2 separate regions of the Homo sapiens genome follow, and region 2 is linked to region 1. The links are chromatin loops, found by intact Hi-C in ENCODE. Cell type or tissue: mammary epithelial cell. All regions are shown on one strand. Links, peaks and the distances in the headings refer to the core of each region. The heading gives the core; the rest is flanking DNA. Region 1 overlaps LINC01911 (long intergenic non-protein coding RNA 1911). Region 2 has its middle 100 kb from the start of LINC01911.

Region 1 (8,352 bases), core at 67-8,066:
CTTTTTTGCACAAACAAAGTAGGCACTGCTCTTGTTATATTGTACTTTCCAAAGTACGACTCATTCTTTCAAACGTTTATGTCTCATGCTTGAGTCTTTCTAAAAATTAATATCTCTATTCTTGGCACAATATATACTTGCCAAATATTTATTGAATTAAAAGCTTTCCAGTAACATAATGCCAATAACATAGAGGAAACTTACAAAACAAGCTATCCTTAGAAAATGAAAAATAAAAAAATGGCCAAAGGATTACTGGCCCTTTGATAATGGTTCCTTAGTATCTGCACAGAATAAAGAGGGAAGTGACAATTACAGCTTTACTTGGGAATTCTAGATTCAGCCATTTACTAAAATACTTTCATTTTATACATCTGTATTTCCTAATACATAATATATAATGTAGATATAGATCTATATTTCATATATCTATATGTATACACATGCATATATGTTCATATGTATACATTATGTGTATATATGCATGCATGCATGTGTATTATATATATAATATCAGTGATCTCTCTTTTTCTATACATATGCATTTTTAGTTGATGGGGTATCTGTAAAAATGCTGTGCTTCTGCCAGCCTAGCTTTCCAAACAGGTCTCATAGAAACAAATGAAATAATCAAAACAACTCCTGTCCCTCCTTCAGCCACACTATTAGTTACCTGTTGAGTAATTTATTTTGCTGAAGATTTCGGAATCCTAAGGTTTAGAAATGAACAATAAATAGATAATCTATAGAACAAATCATACAATAAAGTTGATAATTTAAAAGAAGAAAAGTACCCAGAATATTTCTACTTAAAGGTAAGCTTTTCATATCTTAGGGCATTTTACTTTGTTTTGTTTCACTCTGAAGATCCACAGCTAGCCTTCAAAGGTTTGTGGGCCCCATTGAAATCATATGCTACATTTTGCAATATGTACATTTTTCTTAGGAAAGGTTTCTGGCCTTTTTTATGTAAAATTAAACTTTCAAGATCTACACCCTTCAAATGTTCTATTTTGTCCATTTAATGTGTTAGACAGTAGGATAAATATTTGATAAGGATAGTAAATATAGTAATACTTTACATATAGATAATAATTTCAAATTATTCACATCTCCGTATCTTTTTGACAACTCTAAGAAGTAGAGTATTTTTAATATTCATTTTGATAATGAAGAAATTGAAATTCAGATATCAAGCATCTTGCATAAATGAGTTTTTACATGGTAGACAACGAAACCATTTCTCCCATCTTCAAATCTGCAACTCATCTCAGTAGGCTTGTTCCTTGCCCCACCAGTCTTGTGCTCTTCAGGAATTTCTCTTCCTCCATCTGTTTTCCCATACACATGAGCATGATCAGTTCTTGAACAGCTTGTCCAAATGCTCCCTGTCCCACTTCCTACCATGGTTCCAGGTCTTCTGAGCGTAGAAGAAAAAACAGATCAACAGAATTGATATTTTGAGCTGGCAATCTGGAAGTCAGAATGGTCACACTTCATTGTTGGGTCACAGTAGTGGCACAGAGGAGTGCAAACATAATTATCAGAAAGAGCTTTGTACTGGAAATTCGGAGGCAGAGGTACAAGAAAAGGAGTGAACTTAGAATAAAGCAGGCAGGAGAAAGGCAAAGAGAGATATGTCAGCTGGTGTCATGGACCTAGGCTCAAATAGAAAAGATTCCTTTTCAGCACTAGAATTGTAAAACCTTACTAATGCTGGGAGAGCCTGTTCCCAGTAGCTTTTAGTGACTCTGTCTCTATCAGTAACTACTCTTTAAATCATCCTCCCTAGACAAAAGAAATGCATCAAAGGAAGGAGTAAAGAAGTTGAGGCCAAAACAGTCCATCTGACCCAACTCCCTAGGGAAATCTAAAGCATCTTAACTCTGCAGTGCCACCTTTATACTGCATGGATTCTAGTCCATTGAATCTTTGCAAGCCAAAACCATCTTTATTATTTTTCTCACGCAAACCTGACATCCTTTATCAGACTGGGAACATAAGTGTTTCTTCCTTCCTCCTCTTCATCCTCTTCCTGGAAGCTTTCACCTACCAAAACTAACAAAAACTTTTGCAATGTAATTTAAGCCTGAGAAGAGATAATACTGTGTTATGGTTCCTGAGGACCTGAGATATATCTCATTCATTCTTACTGTTTGCATTAAGAAATTGAGGTCCAGAAATATCACATCACCTAATTGGAGGTAGATGCCTTGGGCCTTTGGATCCCTGGCTCAGACCCACCCCCTCTGTACTGTGAAATGTTCAGTACATACATTGTCAATAATATTGCTTAACTGACTGACAGGAAAGGAAGTTAGTCACTGCTACTTATTCTTGGTATTAAGTTCAATATATGTATTCTATTTATCTAGAAACATAAATAAATTCAGAACCCCTTGGTACTTATTTTTCATATCAGTGCATGCATGCAGCAGATTAACCAAGTCAATATTTATCCCTACTTCAGACCATTTAGTTTTCTGTCTTACCAAGACAAGCATTGTGATTGGGCATATCCTAGGATACAAGAAGTTTCCACAAATCTATAGATATTCCCCACCACTAAGGGAACAATACACTTTGTAAACAAATGCTGTTTGTGTCTATGAGGACATGCAAAGCACTACAATGTACCTATCAGGGTATCTCAACACTCTTCCCTGCTTAGTCTCAGAGTCCTAGACATTGGTGGTGAAGAAAGGATGGAGACAGGAGAGAGAATGGACAATGTTAAGTGATACCTGAATTGACCTGTAAAGTCAGAGCAGATTTCAAAGAAAAATTGCAAAGCTAGTGAAGTTTCTCTTTGGAATTTTTATTCATTTCCAGATGTCTATTTTAATCAATAAGAAAACTTCTTGTCTGCTGAACTACTGGGGTGCTGATCCCAAATGGGTTTCTGGCTGACCTGAACCTCACTTTCTCTGGCATGTAGCATTGAGGAGAGAGCAAAGGTTTTGCAGTCCTCTCTTTGCTCTGCTAAGATAACCGGCACTGTTCCATTTGGGAACCGTTGGGAACAGCATTTGTCCAGCGCTGGGAGAGATGGCCTTCCCAACCTCAATTTCTCAATGATAGACATGGAACATAATTTGTAACTCTAAGCCACTGAAATTTTGTATCCGTGTGTTACAAAATCCTAAGCATAAATTAGCCTTTCCTAACTAATACATTCCTCCCCGCTTTTTCCCCTCCTAGTAAAAAATTAATGGAGTTCTGTTTATGGAACAGGAGATTAGAAAGTCACTCATTGTCTTGGTCGGCTCAGGACACTATAGCAAAATACCATATCCTGGGTGGTTTAAACAACAGACATTTATTTCTCACAGTTCTGGAGACTGGAAGCCCAAGTTCAAGATACCAGCGTATCTGGTTCCTGGTGAGAGCCTTTTTCCTGGCTTATAGACAGCTGCAGGGCTGGGGTGAAGATCTTGTGTTTCTTCATTTCCTTATAGTGGCAGTAATCCCATCATGAGGGTCCCACTTTCAGGACCTAATCTAAACTCAATTACCTCCCAAGAGCCCTACTTCCAAATACTATCACGTTGGGAGATAGGGCTTCTATATATGAATTTTCTGGACACATTCAGTCCATAACACCTACATATTACAACTAGTAATACAGGCAGAATGAACAGTGGCATTCTAACACCAATTTAGTTGAAGGTAAAGCAGTGCATCCTATTAAAAGCAAACCTGGTGAAATGAGAGGGAAGAATGAGTGAGTGGTTCTTCCATTTAGAGGTGGCTGAGGGGCACAGTGCATAAGAGAAATGATGTTATGTGACATTTCCTATATTGGCATTTCATCCCAATCTCTACTAGATTAACAACCCTGAAAAATTTTCTCAACTTCCCTGAGCCTCAGTTTCCTCATCTGTTAAAAATATATATATATTTCTCATATTGTTGTTAGGGGGATTAAATGAGATAACACATATAAAATACCTAGCATAATGCTTGGAGATTAGCAGTACATTTAATAAATAGAACAATTATTTTTATATTTTTATTCTAACAGTTTTTTCATCTCATCTCAATTCCTGTCTGATTACAGCCATGCATGCTTCAGCAGTGTAAAAATAATTATTTTCATTCATTTGAATGGCTTACCACTTTTGCCTAATGATGTGTAGCACAATAGCTGTTATACATATCATTAAATATGTGTCTGATTAATCTTATTATAATTTTAATTGCAACATGAAATTCCTCTCATGCATACTCAGCCATCAAAGGCTGTTGTTCATGAAACATGGCTGGCTACTGTCAACCTGAAAGAATTACAGGGAACATTGATCACATATAGTATATATCATAGACCTAAGAACAGCCTTGCACAAAGGACAGAAAACAAATTTGGGAGTCATATACACCAAGAACTGAAAGCTTTACCCAACCACTGTAATTTATTCAACTTTCTTCTGAGAGTTTTTCTCTGAAAAATGTGGCCAGTGATACCCACCATGTAGGATCTTGTGAGGAATCGAGATATTTTATGTAAGGTGATCAACAAGGACCTTGGAACACAATAGACAGTTAATTATATTAGATATTACTACTTTCATACTTTTGGACTTTAACTTGGAAGGGACTTCCAGAAGCCCATAGTATTAACCACCTCTGCTTCAAAGGCGAGATGTTGTCACCTCCCCCACTCTCATTTTCTACAAACACAGGGTATAAGACACCAGCATGATTTGCCCAAGGTTAGGCAGCTTGCAAGTGAAGGAGGTAGAAGCTGAGCCAGCAGTGGGTGCCCCACCTCTTCCTTTACTTCCTTCTTTCACTCAGCTCATGCCCGTGGTTGGCGAAACAACCCAAAGCACACATTCTTCTGGTGCTGAGTCAGTGGCATCCTGTGCCTTCCCAAAGAGAGGAAGCACATTTGAGTCAGGAGGAAATGGAATTGCCAAGTAGGAAAAGAAATCCGAGAACAGAGGACAGCCGACCTGTTCTGTGCTATAAATGTGGCAAAAAGCCACATTAAAGTGGTTCTGTAGACTCAGTAATCTTGAGAAAATTAAAATCTGTCAGTATCTGAATCTACATTCCTCCTTCAGGAAGGAAACTAGAATGACTTCTTGTTAATAAGAACCTGTCTTCATAAGGCCTAAACCCCAAGTTTCCCAGGAGACCTGGCCCTCCCTTTGGCTGTCATCCCTGAATACTTTCTTTATCATTTAGGTCTCCTTCACCTGAGTCTGACTCAGTGTACAGATGGAGCAAGGAATCTGAGCTGTCCCAGATGCTGGCTGCACACTGTCATTGTAGTAGTGGCTGCTCATTCAAGGACCCCATCTAACACGTGCAGTCCCATCTCAGAATGGGTAGCTGCTTTCTCAGAAGGTTTAGTGCTGGTGCATAAACCTTGACTCAGAGCCCTATGAGGCTGATAGAAAAGTCAGACTTGACTACTCGATTTCTTTCCTTTCCATTATCACTGTGACCTAGTTTTCTCTCCAAAGCCATGGGGACAGTGTGTTAATGGTGGTTTGAACCTTGGCATAGTATCTCACTGGGAGGTGAGTCACTTTTCTTCTCAGGTGTTCCAATGAAACGGTCATTGCAAGGATGAAATAAAAGACTATGGCTGAATAGACTAGATATACATTAGGTATGAGGAAAATGATACTGTGCCTTTATTTGCTGCAAAATAAAAGCTAAGTTTAGAGAAAGAGCTATAATAAATATAAATATTTCTGATAATTTCAAACTGATAGGGTTAAAGATAGAGGAGAGTGCTACTTCCCCATCATGTTGAATATCTCATTTTCTATAACCATTACTTAAAATTTATGATGAATTTATGAAAAAAAATTTAAAGTTTATATGGAGAAGCAGTGAGACTTTAGAGAGTAATTAATATATATATATTAGGTATTCATTTCCATTTTAATTGAAATGACTTTTCATACATCAGGAAAACCTTTAATAAAGGAAGCAAAACTAGACGTTTGACATGACACTTTGTTGATGAATTCGGAGTATTGAAGCAATTTGAGGGTAAATATTTTTCTGGTTATGATAGAATCAAGTTGTGATTTTTCTGGTTATGAACTTGTGGTTTGGAAGATTAAGAGCTTTGTTGCCAGAGAAGTTGTTTTTCATCAGCTTGGGCAGTTTTGTTGGGTTCTTCAGTAAGGTCCTGGCAAAAGCCAGTCTCATGATTAAAGCTGAAAATCCCATGATGCTCCATGAATTTTTTAAACCTAAATATATTCATAATAATAAACACATGGTATCTCAATGTCCTTCATAACAATTTTGGAGAAGTGGGGAAGCAGTTAACTTCTTTTTGTCTGCATTAAGTGTCAATGAAGGAGAAAATGGGCTTTTATATAGGTTCTATAAGCTGGAAGTTCTGAAGCATTTTCTATAAGTCATATCATCTATACTACTAAGAGTTCAATATGTTATGTGTACAATTTGTTTATATCAATATACCCACGTATAACACCATTGATGCCACGAAGAGTTAGAAAAAGTAACACTGTGGAAATGTTAGTGTGAGCCAGTATTGCCTGTTTGTATGGCTTGATGATTTCAAGCCTATCTGGCACATAAGCCATATGGGGCTATTCCTGGAATGTGATTTCCATTTGGGCTCAGTCCTATGACTAGCTGATAAGGGCTGTGGAAATGTATATGAGAGGAAATTTGTAGCTGTTATACCCTCATCTAGATAATCAAATTGAGGCACCTATAGATGAATAGCTCCAAGTTCTGTCTACCTTGCAGACTACTGAGGAAGATGAAATGTCAGTAAGTGGACCCATACAGTTCAAACCTGTGTTGTTCAAGGGTCACCTGTATAGTACTTGCAGTTTTCTGGAAAGTGTGTTAAGTTTCATGTTGAAAAAGTATTGTTGCTGCATAACCATCCAGGTACAATTCTTACCATGTTCTCTTGTTTCTTTAAATTAAATGAAAACTTTCACAAACTCCTTCCCTTATCTCATAGCCCAATTTTCAGGAAGTCTAGAATTTTGCTCTTGTCTCATTTGCCCTCATTTTACCAATGAGGAGACAGTTTCATAGCATGAGAGGGATAACTGCTGAGTTAGGTTAACAAAAATTATTGACATAAGAGAAGGCCCTTGGGAACAGTGACAGGATTGTTACTTAGACCTTCTTTTCTTGGGTCATTATGAACTTGAAAAGGAAATCTATGTTCCATCTCTCTTGTTTGTGTTCTTAAGAGTGAAGCAAGGAGATTTAATACTTAAAAAAAATGCTGGAATAGGGCATACCTACTGTATGTCAGGCACTGAACTTGTGCTAAGGATACAGCTGTGAAAAAGACAAACATAATTTACATTCTCAAATGCCACTGTGAAAAGATAAGCGAACAAATAAGTGGTGAATACGTTGGGGACTAGTTCTTCCATTGCAAAATTACTACTATGGGAACTTACAGCAAAACAGCTAAAGTACAGTAAGGTTATCTTTTATAAAATTAACCAGAAATAACTACAGAATTTTGGAGTTGTAGGTTGGGCGCCGTGGCTCACACCTGTAATCCAAGCACTTTGGGAGGCCGAGGCAGGTGGATCACCTGAGGTCAGGAGTTCGACACCAGCCTGGCCAACATGATGAAACCCCGTCTCCACTAAAAATACAAAAATTAGCCAAGCATGGTGGTGGGCACCTGTAATCCCAGCTACTCAGGAGGCTGAGGCAGGAGAATCACTTAAACCTGGGAGACAGAGGTTTTAATGAGCCAAGATCATGCCATTGTACTCTAGCCTGTGCAACAAGAGTGAGACTCCACCTCAAAAAAAAAAAAAAAAAAAAAAAAAAAAAGGAGAAGAAGAAATTTGGAGTTGTAGACACCCTTTGTGAGAGGCTTTGGACAGATATAGAATCTCTGGCCTGTTTAGGAAAAGAAGGGACATCAGTTTCCTACTACTTAACAAATGACTACAAACTTAATGGTTTCAAACATATTATCTTAAGAGCTCTACAAGTTAGGAGTCTTATAGGACTAAAAATATCAGCAGAGCTATGTTCCCTCTGGAAAGTCTAGGGAGATTGTGTCCTTGCCTTTTCCAGCTTCTAGAGCAAGCTTGTCCAACCCGCAGGGCACACGTGGTGCAGGATGGCTTTTAATGCGGCCCAACACAAATGTGTAAACTTAAAACATTGTGAGATTTTTTTTTTGCGATTTTTTTTAAAGCTCTTCAGCTATCATTAGTGTTAATATATTTTATGTGCGGGCCCAGACAATCCTTCTAATATGGTCCAGGGAAGCCAAAAAATTGGACACCCCTGTTCTAAAGGCTTCTGACCATCCTTGGCTCACAGCCATGTCACTCAACTTCTGCACATCTTCTTTGCCTCTAACTC
Region 2 (8,352 bases), core at 334-8,333, 140 kb after region 1:
TCAAAGGCTCTTTTCTTTCTCCCTCTCTCTCTTTTTTTCTTTGAGATGGAGTCTTGCTCTGTCGCCAGGCTGGAGTGCAGTGGCGCGATCTTGGCTCACTGCAACCTTCGCCTCCTAGGCTCAAGTGATTCTCCTGCCTCAGCCTCCCGAGTAGCTGGGACTACAGGCGCGTGCCACCATACCCAGCTAATGTTTGTATTTTTAGTAGAGTCAAGGTTTCGCCATGTTGGCCAGGATGGTCTTCATCTCTTGACCTCATGATCCGCCTGCCTTGGCCTCCCCAAGTGCTGGGATTACAAGCTTGAGCCACCACGCCTGGTCATTCAAGGCCTCTTAAAGCTAAAAAATTGACATTTAGACTTTTACTGCTGAAGAGGAATAGCCTTGAATGCAACATTTAGAACAATTAGGTGGATGTATAGCTAAGTAAATAACTTTACTTAAAATATATTCACTAAATAGATGGGAAGTTACAGCATTCTATAAAATCAGATTATATGTTGAGCTATGTCATGTTCTATATTTTTCTCAATGACTTGAATGAATGAATTCATAGAAGGCAAGCTTATCAAATTATCAGGTGACACAAAGCTGGGAGAAAAAGTTAATATATGCACTGTCGAAGTTAAAATTTGAACAGATTTGATGTAAAAAAAACTAACAAGATATGAGTTAAGAGGATTTTTTTAATTTTAAAGATGATGCTTAATGGAGAATTTTCTTTAAAAAAAAAAAAGAACAAGAACTTGTATTCCTTGAAAAGTTGTGAATTGCAGACTCAAGATTCAAACTAACTTGACAGCCTAGAATTCTGGGTAGAATTGAACAAGATGATTAACAGTAATCCGTGCTATTCAGCCTGAAATAAAACCAGCTTTGATAGTACATCTCCTCCTTGAAATGTGTTCTTCACTTGCCTTCAGGAAATAGCACTCTCCTGATTTTCCTCCTGCTCTACAGACCATTTCTCAACCTCTGTTACTAGTTAGTTCACCCTCATCTCCTGTACCTCTGAAAATTGGAGAGCCTCAGTTTCTGTACCTCCGTTTTCATCTCCACTCCTTCCTTTTGTGAGTGAGTTCTGATTCATAGCATTGGTTCCTTTATGTATGGGAACTTCTCCATTTTTAAGTCTCAAGCCTACACCTGTCTCTGAACTCTGGGTTAATATATTCAGCAGCCTACTGGGATATGAATTCTCCACTTGAATTTCCACTAGATTTCTCATACTTAACCTGACTGAATTCCTAAATTTCTCTTCAAAACTTAACTAACTTTAGTTTTCTCACCTTAGTTAATGGTACTTCCATTCTTCCTGCAGTTCAGGACAAAAAAAATTGGAGTCATCCTTGATTCCTCACGTTTTCTAACACCTCAAATCTAATTAGTCAGAAAATTACCTGAAGATTTCTGATTCCTAGGTTTTCAACATCCCCAATACTGGCACTCTGATCAGCTCTACCCTCATCTCTCACCTGGATATTGCAGTAGCCTCGCAACTGTTTTCCTGTGTCCACCCTTGCAGCATTCAATGTACTTTGAATGCTATAGTTCAATAATCTATCTTACATTTAAATAGATATTACTTCTCAGCCCACAATCTTCTAATGGTGTACCTTCTCACTCAGGATGTACTCCTATCGTCTCTTTACAATATTCTTCAAGTCGCTACTACTGCATTCCATTTCTGACCTAATGTAATTTCTGCTGCCACAGTGACCCCTTCTATTCCAGGCCTGTTCCAGACCTGATCTTGCCTCAGCCATCTGCATGTTGCCTATAATGCTTTTCTCTGAGATCTCTTTGTGGCTCACTCCTTTATATCCTTCAATTTTTTATTCGGATATGACTCTCTAAGTGAAACGGTCTCAATTCCTTTATTTAAAATTTCTATTCCACCTAATGAAAACTTGCTTCCATACTTAACTTTTCTCCATGACATATATTACCCTCTGAACTAAAATATAATTTATATATTTTATTATCTTTATTTCCCCTGACATAAATTCCATAATGACAAGGACTTCTTCCTGTTTTGTTCACTGTTCTGTCCCTCACTCTGAGAATAGTGTTGGCATATAGTAGGTGTGCAGTAATTATTTCTGAATAAAAGCATCGTTATGGGAACAAATTAAAGGATGAGTAAATAAAGGTACTGTGAAACGGATGTAGAGTATAACATAACCAGGTAAAATGTTCATAATTGTGAGGCCTCTAAAAAAGAAAAACATCCAAGTTTATAGGAATGGGGTCCAGAAAAAGAAATATAAAAACCCTCTGTTTCCTGCACCAGCACAAACTTTTCATTTTGCATTCACGCCTTTGAAGAGGACACTTGAAAAACATCTGTGTATCAAGAAGATTCTGAAGAGAATGTTTAAAAGTTTTCAAAAATAATTTAGAGATCATAGATATAATAGAGTAGGAAATTGGAAAAGTTGAATTAAATTAATATACTTCACATGTTTGAGGTGTTAAAAATGAATTAATCTTATAATGAGTAGATTCAGAAAGAATAGTAACAATAGGTGAAAAATGCTGATGCAGGTTCAACATTTGAAAAGTTGTCTTCAATATTCTATACAATTAATATTTTTAACTGTATGGTCTATAATAGTAGGAAGCTTCCTTTTCCAGGGAGAGCTGAAGTAGAAGGCAGATGGTTAACTGTGTAGAAAATTATCAAATGAGATGTGCATTGGATGGGAGGTGAGGCTTGTACATCCCACTTGAAGTCTTACGTTGCATATTTGTTTTCTATTAATAGGCATATATCTATGTACAAATAAGGCTAAATGAACAGCCATATGTCTAAGTATATATATCTATATATGAGATTAGATTTATGTGTATCTACATATATATGCATGTATATGCCAGTTTTATTGATATGGACATTAAATGGACCCTGGAGACCACCTCATTGCATACAAAACTCATCTTGTAATATCAACCTTTGCCTAAGCTCAGAGTTCAGCTACTACAACCTGTTCTCTTGCCTTATTTTCTCTTTTGTAGGGAAATAAAATTTCATCCACAAAAGTCTTTGGATAATAAGCATAACTTTGGGCTTTTAAGATCAAATCTAGGTATGCTGTTAAATATTTTTACCAGACATTACTTACTGCTAAACCTAAGTTTTAAATTTTCTCGAGTATAAATCATTTTCTACAGAATATACAATTATAATTACAGTTCTATTTTACAGGACATATTTCTATTGTATAAGTTCTTAAACTTTTCCAAATTCGTGCAATTTTCTGGAAATGACAAAGCATCAAGTGTGAAGTTTACTTGTTGAAACATGGGGTTATCTTTTGTTTACTGAACTAGGTCAAAGGGAAAGTGATAACAAAAAGTCAATGAGCTGGCAAGGTGAGTAAAATTCTCTATTGTCTCAGAGAGCAGATGTTACATTTATTTTCTCCGCAAAACATGTAAGAATGTTAGGTGAGAATTTTCAGTTGTACTTTAGAAAAGATTCCCTTATGATTGAACTGCTTGCAAAAGTTGATGACATGGTTGTCAAAGAATCACCTAGTTTATTGGGTTTAAACATTCAAGTGGGTCAATGTTTACAAGAATAACAATTTTAAAATGACTTCATACCAGTGCTTCTTAAATGTTAAAACGCATGAGAATTACCTGAGGAGCAACATAAAAATGAAGATTACTGGGGCTGACCTGTAGATATTCTGATTTTGTAGGTCAGAGTAAGGCACAGAGGTATGCTTATTTAATGAGCGTGAACCTCTAATGTCTCTCTACTACTACAGTATAGGTCGTCCATGGATCACGCTTTGCCTAACACTTATAAACCTTCATGTAGATCCATATTTTTAAATCAAAGGTATCTTTTGTATGCCTGATTCATACTATATAGTTATAGAAAGAGTATTAGTCCTTTGGTGTTAAGGCTGAGACTTTTATTTTATTTATTTTTTTCCTACAGAATGTGTTTATTCTAACAAATCATTTCTTGTCTTCCAAAATGTATACGGAAAAAAATAGCAAAACAATCTTTCCTAGCGGTGGTCGGCTCACTTTACAGATAACATTTTTGGGGAGATAGCACCCTCATGTGGTAATATGATGCTACAAATATTCTGCTGTTATATTGTATGTGTTGAGCAACCACAAGCTAATAGTTGCTGGTAACTTGTACCACCAACCCGTTGCATCATATTTCTAAAGAGCTTTTAGAGCAACTTTATTAAACCTAAAGAAGACATTCATGTGCAAAAATTAATACATTCCCACTGTATATTTTCATATTCCAATAACTGTGGCTTCCTTTATTGAGTCAAGAAACCTATATCAATGTTTCTGTTAAGTTATAATAAATGACTACACCAAATTAAGCTTCTGGGGACACAGAGCTCATCAGCACACAAACACAGCATTCTATTATTAGTCTAGTGGTTTTCCTGGACCGTGGGAATAATTTCATTATGCTCCAAAGTCATAAATATCAAGAATATTCTGAGATTTAGGGAAATTTTGAATAAACACTAAGTGATTCAGAACAACAATAAAAATAATTTTTCCCATAAATGAAACTGCCCTGAACTTGAGCATGAAGTCCTATGAATGAAAAACATTTCTGTAGAAGGCAGATATCCTGCTCACTTTACTGCTGTTTGGGGAATACCAGACCTTCTAAAAAACAGAAGCAATAACTCCAGCTGAAAGAATAACAGTAACCCTACTAGACAAAAGAATGTTGGAGTTAAATATGCACTCTTGATTAAAATGTACAATAATGTAAGGGAATAATTGTGAATGCTTACAGTGAAATTGATAAATCATTTAAAATAAAATGCTATTTCAGTGTCATAATTGGCCATGACTGTTATATAAGGAGGGGAGTTCACTTAACATATACCTCCCTTCTCCCAGTGTATACAGAAGTTAATCTGATTACACAGTGACTTCTCAAAAATTGTATCCTTCTTGGAAAAGTGTTACTTTGCTGTGGTTTTAAAAGCATTTGCGTTTGTTTTTTTCTATTGGATATTTTCTTTCTTTGACAAATGTCACTTACCCCATAGTTAAAGGTTTTTTTTAATAGTTATAATATAGATTTGCTTTTTATTAATACCATTTCAATATAAGCAAGAGGCATGTGCTCATTATAAATAATATAGTAACAATTAAAGAGAGAAAAGTATGTCACCTGTTAGAACCTCTCCTTCCCACACGTCCTTGGGATAATGGACAAGTGTGTGTGTTTGGTGTGTTTGAATTCAGTATTTTCATTCATGCGAAGAATATCTTTACAAATAATTACAATGTATATAGAGAAAATATATATGAATATATATACACGTTTATACTTGTAATCATATTGTATATATATATTTATATCTTTTGACATTGTACCAGGAAAATTTTTCTGTTAATCAAATGTTCAAAACTCTAGTATATGAATATATATAACAGTTGCTGGTATCTTGTACCACCGACCCGTTGGATCAAATTTCTAAAAAGCTTATATATACTCTAAAGAGTATATATATACTCATGTATATATGTACTCATGTAAATGTATAATACAAATGAAACTCATAATAATATATACACCCTATTAATAGTATATATATATATGCTCATGTAAGGATCAACATTTCTTTGGCCATGTTTTTAAAAATTTGGAGGTGCTTTCAGTGTTTTAATAGTAATAAATAGCTTAATAGTATTTATCACATGAATTATAATATTGATTATCATTATATCATGATTATCATCATAATCAGTGCTATAAATAACAAATCAAGAAAATAAGAAAGCCTAAGAAAACTATAATAATGAAGATAGTCATACAGAAGATTCATGAAGAATTTGAATAAGATAAAAGTTTATTGAGGATTTGAATCCAACAATACAAATGATTGATATCACCATGTATGAGAAAAAAACATTGATAATGACTAAGAACAAGAAAATCTACAGTTGATGGTATAAACTGAGAATTCTTTAGCTACACAGCATGTAGTTGACCTAAGGCAAGGCAATGACATTTTCAAATATATGAGGCTCAGGAGTTATACAGTCCGGACATTCTTCTAAAATTTTTACTTGACATAACTCAGCCAAAAGCAAAAATAAATAAATAAATAAAATTATTGAATTAATCAGTTTAATATGTGAGTTTATTTTATTTATTTATTATCTTTCCATTCAGCTTGCATTTTCCTGATGGCCTAAAATTAGCATTCACAGAATTCTAAAATTAACTTATAATTTAATTTAAATAATTTTCTAAAAGTTTATTTTGTAAATATCAGAACACATAATAGAAAATGAAAGTTATATGACATAATGTACTAGAAGGAACACTAAATTTTAGCAACCAGAAGGCTCTAGCCTTAGTTTATAAGAAACTTAATTTATTCAAGTCTATAAATATTCCTAAATGCTGGTCTTTTAGACATGAACTGGTTTTTAAGATAACCTCTATTTTGCTGATTTTGCTGCTCTTTAAAATAGTTTCTTGATTACTTATTCATAACATGAGTTAATGTTATTAATCATATGTATCACTGAAGGATAATACTTCAAAGATGAATAAAGTAACACTTTTTAATATAGGCATTAGCATCTGCCTAGCTTATTACCTTTCTAATGAGAATGAGAACCAGTATATTACAAACAACAATATTATCAGTGTAGCCCAAGACTATCTGTGGACCTGTAGGAAGCCGGGATCCAGCCCCCTTATTCACCTTTCCATTGCCAATATCCCACCCAAATGCTTACTCCACTTGCTGTTTCGTAAACTATTGTGGAATTAATTAATCAATTGATTAGCTAGTTAGTTAAAAAGGAAACTTAAAAAACTTTTCTAATAGTGGAAAGGTCTTAGGATTTGCTAAAGGAAAGAAGATTTGTTGAGAAAAGCCAATTCTACTCATTAAAATTAATTATGTTAATATTATGAAACATTAACTTAGATATAAGCATATTTGAAAAATTAAAAATAATCAGATATAGCTACAATGTGGGTCTGTAGTTAGCAACTCAACTTTTTTCACAAAAAAAACAACAGTCTGGCTAGCTGTTCATCAATTTCCCTTTCTTCTCACATAAACAGGCTATAATATTCTATACCACACAGCACAATAGTTCATATTAGTATGGCTCTATATTTGCATTTGAATTTATTTATAAATTTCAAAGTTTTGAGTCATTGTGCATGCAGCTACTGAAAGAACAGCATTTAAACTATGATCTTAATCAATGGTATTTCTATGGCTCATGCTTTTACTTTCCATTTGGGATTTATATACACTGTAAGCAAGTAGAGGACAGTCACAGCATTTGCGAAACTTCTTCTTTAGCATCCTATAACATGCATATTATGTTTTTGTTCAATTTCTTTTTCCCTAGCTTTGAGCACTGAATCTAAGAGTCAGACTGTTTACTGTATTCATGAAAATTTGGAGAAAAGTAATGGGTTTTGTAAGTTATAGCAATTCTATTATATTTGGTTTTTAAAATCTGAATCTAAGTCTTCCTTTATATTACTGATAACTAAAGAAAGGGGACCCTTAATTGAATTTGTGCACAATATCTGTTTTCTACTTTCTCTGATTCACTAGCTTTTTGACTTGGACAACACTTTCCGCTCCCCGCCCACCCCCCCACAGTTTCATGACCTGTGAAAGAAGAGAATTAAATATATACCCTCAAATGTCTGTTTTGTCTCTAAAATACAAATCTGAAAAAAAGTTAAATTAAAACATAAGAAAATGCCATTTTCTAGGTCAAATTGTTGAGTATTGACATTTTATTTGATTTGATCTGGTAATTGAATATTTTGTAGGCCTAAAAATATTTGTCTTTGTTTCATGAGGTGGCATTGCTAGTAGACACCTTTGAGATTATGCCCTCTTTTTCTTTCTTTGTTAGCCTGGAATTCTGAGCTCTATTACAGCGGGGACTCTGTTTATTTATGTTTTATGCCCCAGTGCCTGGAACAGTGCCTGACAAATACTAGACTCAGAGTAAATGTTTGCTGAAGGAATAGTGTTGTGACTTAAAATGATCAAATTTTACAGAATTGTAATTATTAATAATGATGATAATCAGACATGTTAAAATACTAGAGTAGATAATACCAAAGGTGAAATTTTTGACAGCTCTGTTAATGGGAAGGTGACAAGTTAATGTTAGCTAAAATAATCAAAGGTGTGGCACGTCAGACAAAGATGTAAAAGCTGTGTCAGCTTAGTTCAGGGCTTACACGTGGTTTTATGAATATTTATTTTACAATTATATGGATTTTTATGATTACAAATATTTTTTCATATTAGAAAATATAAACATATAGACATGGTTAAAGGAAAAAAT

What was found. Peaks named below come from ENCODE experiments on the same cell type or tissue, not always from the same donor. Only the 100,000 strongest peaks of a DNase experiment are listed, where the experiment ranks them.
Region 2: it touches region 1 in a loop (7-fold over the local background); 2 of 110 quality-filtered maps call a loop at or near these places.

Annotation. Positions count from the first base shown.
Region 1 is chr2:146,870,990-146,879,341 of GRCh38, reverse strand. LINC01911 (long intergenic non-protein coding RNA 1911) reads right to left here. Exons shown (of 7, transcript NR_187170.1): 7 at 1,122-1,420. Among named protein-coding and RNA genes, the nearest start is that of LINC01911, 37 kb to the right of the region's middle. In mammary epithelial cell, for the core only: a CTCF peak has its summit at 4,740; a DNase peak (open chromatin) is centred at 4,841; H3K27ac peaks cover 783 bases.
Region 2 is chr2:146,729,986-146,738,337 of GRCh38, reverse strand. No RefSeq gene overlaps it. Among named protein-coding and RNA genes, the nearest start is that of LINC01911, 100 kb to the left of the region's middle. In mammary epithelial cell, for the core only: a CTCF peak has its summit at 4,078 (motif pointing left); no DNase peak of the experiment used is centred there.